2 separate regions of the Homo sapiens genome follow, and region 1 is linked to region 2. Evidence: read pairs that join two places in POLR2A ChIA-PET (ENCODE). Cell type or tissue: endothelial cell of umbilical vein. All regions are shown on one strand. Each heading gives the region's core, and the rest is flanking DNA. Links, peaks and the distances in the headings are about the cores only.

The links. ChIA-PET counts read pairs that join two places held together with the same protein. Peaks named below come from ENCODE experiments on the same cell type or tissue, not always from the same donor. Only the 100,000 strongest peaks of a DNase experiment are listed, where the experiment ranks them.
Region 1: POLR2A ChIA-PET joins it to region 2 with 5 read pairs; 2 of 35 experiments call an interaction of 5 or more read pairs at or near these places.

What each region holds. Positions count from the first base shown.
Region 1 is chr16:24,625,598-24,628,511 of GRCh38, reverse strand. It overlaps a transcript of TNRC6A not described here. Among named protein-coding and RNA genes, the nearest start is that of LINC01567, 44 kb to the left of the region's middle. In endothelial cell of umbilical vein, for the core only: no CTCF peak of the experiment used is centred there; no DNase peak of the experiment used is centred there.
Region 2 is chr16:24,999,695-25,002,608 of GRCh38, reverse strand. All of the region lies in intron 1 of ARHGAP17 (Rho GTPase activating protein 17), which reads left to right. Among named protein-coding and RNA genes, the nearest start is that of ARHGAP17, 14 kb to the left of the region's middle. In endothelial cell of umbilical vein, for the core only: no CTCF peak of the experiment used is centred there; no DNase peak of the experiment used is centred there; H3K27ac peaks cover 207 bases.

The sequences.
Region 1 (2,914 bases), core at 270-2,769, 370 kb after region 2:
CTCAGATGTGGCAGAGGTGGAGAAGGTAGAAAGGGAGACAGAAGAGGCAGGCACACTTGGTATAACTTTTTTTTTTCTTTTTTCTTTTTTTTGAGATGGAGTCTCACTCCTTCACCCAGGCTGGAGTGCAATGGAGCGATCTCAGCTCACTGCAACCTCCGCCTCCTAGGTTCAAGCGATTCTTCTGCCTCAGTCCCCCAAGTAGCTGGGATTACAGGCGCCCACCACCACACCCAGCTAATTTTTTGTATTTTTAGTAGAGACGGGGTTTCACCATGTTGGTCAGGCTAGTCTCCAACTCCTGACCTCAGGTGATCCACCCGCCTTGGCCTCCCAAAGTGCTGGGATTACAGGCATGAGCCTGGCCCTTAGTGTGACTTTTATTGAAAACAATCCATGTATAAGTAAACTGTGCAGTTCAAACCCATGTTGTTTAAGCATCAACTATATTTTATATTTATACATACATACAAATTTTACATATAAATCCAAAATTGCTAGAAAACAAGAAAGATGGCCAAGTGCCGTGGCTCATGCCTGTAATCCCAGCACTTTGGGAGGCCGAGGCGGGCAGATCACGAGGTCAGGAGTTCGAGACCAGCCTGGCCAACACGATGAAACCCCATCTCTACTAAAAATGCAAATAATTAGCCGGGCATGGGGGCAGGCGCCTGTAATCCCAGCTACTCAGGAGGCTGAGGCAGGAGAATCACTTGAACCCAGGAGGCAGAGGTTGCAGTGAGCCAAGATCACGCCACTGCCCTCCAGCCTGGGCAACAGAGCGAGACTGTCAAAAAAAAAAAAAAAAAAAAAAGCAAGAAAAGAAAACATGAAAGAGACCTGTTAGCAGATCAGAAGTTGTGAGGAAATCCTATAAGAACACATCAGGGGTCAAATCAATGGCAGAACCAGGGTAGAGAAATTCAATGCTAAACACTCCTGAGGGAAGGCAGTTCTTCCCAAGGAAGCCTGCGGGAAATCCAAGATCAGAGTAAACAAATATTAAGAGCGAGAGAGGTCTCCCGGGGCAGTCATTAAGATAATTAATTAATTTTACAGGGCCCCAGCTGGGTCAGAAGCCGCCCTTCTGCCTGGTAGCTCCAGGATGATCAAGCTCTGAGGATGAAGACCCCAGAGCTACTTTTTGAACACGGGAATAAATAATTTGCTTGGGGAAGGCACTGAACTTGAAAGCTGACCCGGATTGTGAAGCACAGCCTTTCTTAATAGGGCCTCCGAAACAATCGAGGCTGATGTAGGGGAGGAGAAGGAGAGGCTGTCACCAGTGACTGCTCCAGGTCACAGCCACATGTGTAGCCCTCCAAGCTAGGACACTTCGGGTTAGCCACAGAAGCTGCGGCAGGTGAGCAGTACCCCAGATAATATTTAGCTACCAAGAAGGATACAGGGTCCCATCTCTAGAATATAAACTACCTGGTTGGGCCATACATTTACTCCTGAACTTTATGGAATTCTCATCTGGACTGATGCTTTAGCTTCTGACACCACTGCAAATCCTAGAGAAAGGAATTTGTAGATTAAAAAAAAAAAAAAAAAACAGGCTGGGCGCGGTGGCTCACGCCTGTAATCCCAGCACTTTGGGAGGCCAAGGCGGGTGGATCACGAGGTCAGGAGATCGAGACCTTCCTGGCTAACATGGTGAAACCCCCCTCTCTACTAAAAAGTACAAAAAAATTAGCCGGGCGTGGTGGTGGGTGCCTGTAATCCCAGCTACTCAGGAGGCTGAGGCAAGAGAATGGCGTGAACCCGGGAGGCGGAGCTTGCAGTGAGCGGAGATAGTGCCACTGCATTCCAGCCTGGGCGACACAGTGAGACTCCGTCTCAAAAAAAAAAAAAAAAAAGAAATAGTATCTAAAAAAACTTGGTAAAACATATGCTTTACATAAATGTGAATGTGTATATGTAAAAAAATTTTTTAAATCTGGAGCTACGATTTCATCAGATTTCAGTGTTGTTCAAGCAGGAAAAGGCTTGAAAGTATGCTATGGCTTGAATTGCTCCAAGGAAGGCTACAGAGGCAGAATAAGTCTAGATTCTCATAGAAAGATATCTGTTATGAAATTTCAGATACATTGCAATGAGTCATGCGGGCAGCTTCTGGGGTGCTGGCAATATTTCATTTCTCAATGTAAAAATGTTTAGCTTTGTTTGCTTTATGTTCTTTTTTTCCTGTGTGTGTTATATTTCTGTACATATAAAACATTTTAAAAACAAATAAAAACCAAGAGTGACCACTAGATTTGCGATTCTGAAACCTGGTGGCACATTGGAGCAATCTGAAGAGGGTTTAAAAAATATTGGTGTCCCCTGGGGAGGACAAGATGGGAGAGGGAGGAATTGGGGCAAGAGAAAAAAAAACTGAATGTGTGCTATGCTCACTACCAGGGCATTCTTACTCCAAACCTCAGCATCATGCAATATACCTTTGTAACAAACCTGCACATGTAACCCCTGAATCTATAATAAAAGTTGAAAAGAAACTATTGGTGTCCAGAGTACAGTGCAGACCATATAAATTAGAATCTCTTAGATGGGGTCAGAGATATGTATCTGAGAGCCACTGTACTGGAAGAATAAAAATAAACAAACTTAACACTCTAGCTCAGGCTAGAGTGTAATGGTGCGATCTCGGCTCACTGCAACTTCCGCCTCCTAGGTTCAAGCAATTCTCCTGCCTCAGCCTCCTGAGTAGCTGGGATTACAAGCGCCCGCCACCACCCCGAGCTAATTTTTTTTTTTTTTTTTTTTTTTTTGTTTTGAGACGGAGTCTCGCTCTGTCGCCCAGGCCGGACTGCGGACTGCAGTGGCGCAATCTCGGCTCACTGCAAGCTCCGCCTCCCGGGTTCACGCCATTCTCCTGCCTCAGCCTCCCGAGTAGCTGGGACTACAGGCG
Region 2 (2,914 bases), core at 134-2,633:
GGCTTCTGTCGTCATCTGTGGAAGTCCATCGTTAGAAAAGCTTCTGTTCCAGTTTTAGGGGGGAATGATGGTTTGAGGGCTACTGTGGTAGAACTTGGGGAACTCTTTTCGGCAAAAGGTTGAGAAAGTTGGTGCTGTGGGAAGTCAGCTGGCAGCCGATGGAGTCAGGACCAGGGAGGAAGGGAAAGGGAACCCAGATAGGAAGCTACTGCAGTAGGCTCAGAGAGGTGATGACGGCAGGGCTAAGACAGCAGCCTTGGGCGGTGACTGGGAAGAACATTGAACACCATGTTTGGGCTGAAGAAAAGAGCAAGGGAAGAGGTGAGGAGCTTCAGGTTAGGGTTGATGTAGATGTTATTTACATAGGGAACAGTAATTCTTCACTTTTTCATTGTTTTACAATGATTCCTTTTTAGAAACATATAATTGTGATATTTTCTTTGACCTTTTATTGGGCTTTCTATTCTATTCCATTGATTTATGGCTTTGGGTGTGTGTATATGTTTGCATCAACATTTTTTTTTTTTTTAGATGGAGTCTCGCTCTGTCACCCAGGCTGGAGTGCAGTGGTGCGATCTTGGTTCACTGCAACCTCTGTCTCCCAGGTTTAAGCAATTCTCCTGCCTCAGCCTCCCCAGTAGCTGGGATTATAGGTGCCCACCACCATGCCCGGCTAATTTTTGTATTTTTAGTAGAGACAGGGTTTCGCTTTGGTCAGATTGGTCTTGAACTCCTGACCTCAGGTGATCCTCCTACCTTGGTCTCCCAAAGTGCTGGGATTGCAGGCATGAGCCACTGCACCTAGCCTGCATCAGTATGGTTTAATAACTGTTGATCTGTAATATGTTTTAAATTGGGTAGAGCTGGTCTCTTACAAATACTCTTTTTCAGGCTGGGTTTGTGGCTCACGCCTGTAATCCCAGCACTTTGGAAAGCTGAGGCCGGAGGATCGCTTGAGGCCAGGAGTTCAAGGCTGCAGTGAGCTGTGGTCCTGCCACTGCACTCCAGCAAGAGACCCTGTCTCATTAAAAAATAATAATAAATATTCTTTTTTCAGTATCTCTCTTACTTTTGTATAAAGGCGAGTTTTGGCATCTCATCTTCTCTAGTTTCTAGAAAAAATTATTTAGGATTTTGATTGAGTTGGGACTCATTTATTCAAATGATGTTTATTGGGTCCCTGTTGTGGGCTAGGCTCTAAAGGTTCAAAAATAAATAAAACCCAGGTTTTTATGGCCTAATAAATCTGTGAACTAAACTTTGAGAATTGATATCTACAAGATGAGCATTGCACATGACTTTGTGTGTACAATCTTTTATATGCTTCCCAGGTATTTTTTTTTGTTTTTTAAATTGAGAATAGTGCCTATTTACTAAACTATGCAACTGATCATTTTTGTTATTTTAGGTACATAATATTATCAGTGTTGTGCTTCTATTTCTGCTTTTGCTATTTAGTTCAATGATTTCTTTTTCATCCCTTATTTAATTGGTTAGACTCCAAAATAGTGTGTAGCTGTATAAATGTTTATAGGAATATTGTGTAAAGGGCATATGATTCTACCTTTATTGGACATTTCAGGAACATGATAAGGACTATTTAAATCCTGCTAAAATACAAGTGTTGTAATATGAATTGTTCCCAATGGAAGTTTGCAAGCAACGTTCTCCTCATTTTCGAACCACACAACTTTTAGTGTGTCTGCTATTTGAGCTTTATTCTGTGTCTGTTTTGTGTCATGAGGTTGGCAGGTGATCTTAAATGCAGAATGCTGAATTTGTAGTAGTCCAACTATATGGAGAAAACAATTGCAATGCACTTTAGATTTAGGAACAAATTGGAGGAGAAAGTTGAGAAATGGTAAGAGGAGTTTTAATGGAGCGTATGTGGCAGTATGCTAATGTCACTTCTAAAGAAGAGGTGGTTAGCAGGTCACAAGGCAGTAGACTGAATTGTAGCCTCTGAATCTCAGGGCAGTCTTTAGGAATGGAAACCTTGCTGCCTGTAGATTTAGGTAGAGGTTTTAATAACCCCCCCGTTGCCAGAAAAAATCATCCACACACAGATTTGCCTATAATCTTATGGACTTCACAGACATCCTCAAGCGCATGGACAAAAACCCCAAGATTCAAGAAAAGCCGTCCACATGGTCGGCAGCTCAAGAAAGCCTGCCAGTTGTCCAAGCAATGCTTAGTTACAGTTCCCATGCTGGGAGCTGCTCTCTAGAGAAATGTTATTTGCAGATGTGCACCTCGTGCGTCTGTGTGTGTTGTTCTGCCTGTGTCCAAAATACATGCTTTTTCTAGATGGGAGCCTTTCCCCCACAAAGCAGAAATGTGTTCTGTCATGGGATTTGATGATCATCAAATTACTTTCCCTCAAGAATTGGCTTTCTTGGCGATTAGTTAATTCAGTTTTCAAAACTTTTAGATAAGGGCTTAATCAACGTAAAACTGCTTTGGGGCAGTTGCATTGTAGTAAAAAGTGTATTGGACTTGAGTCTGAGGGCTTGAGATCCTGTCTGTACTGTTTACTCGCTGTGTCTGTGACCTTGGTCCAATCAGCCACTCTGCTGTGTTCCTATACGTGAGAAACGGCTCCTGATACCACCAGGAGCAAGCTCTGCTGTGTTTAAGAAGGTGGTGTGTGCTAGGGAGGCGTCATGAGACAGTGAGGACATACAGTGTGACACAGCAGGTCAGCACTGGGGAAAATAGCCAGGTTAGCCTTCACTTCACTGCTCTATGCCAAAATACATTCCAAATGGGTTAAAGCTTTCATGTAAAAAATAAAACCACAAAATAAATACAAGAAAATATAGCTTATTGTGGAAAGTACTGCATGCTTTGGCATAAAAATGTGGAGAAAGAACAATAAAAGATAGCCTGTAGGTGGGACATGCGACTCCCACCT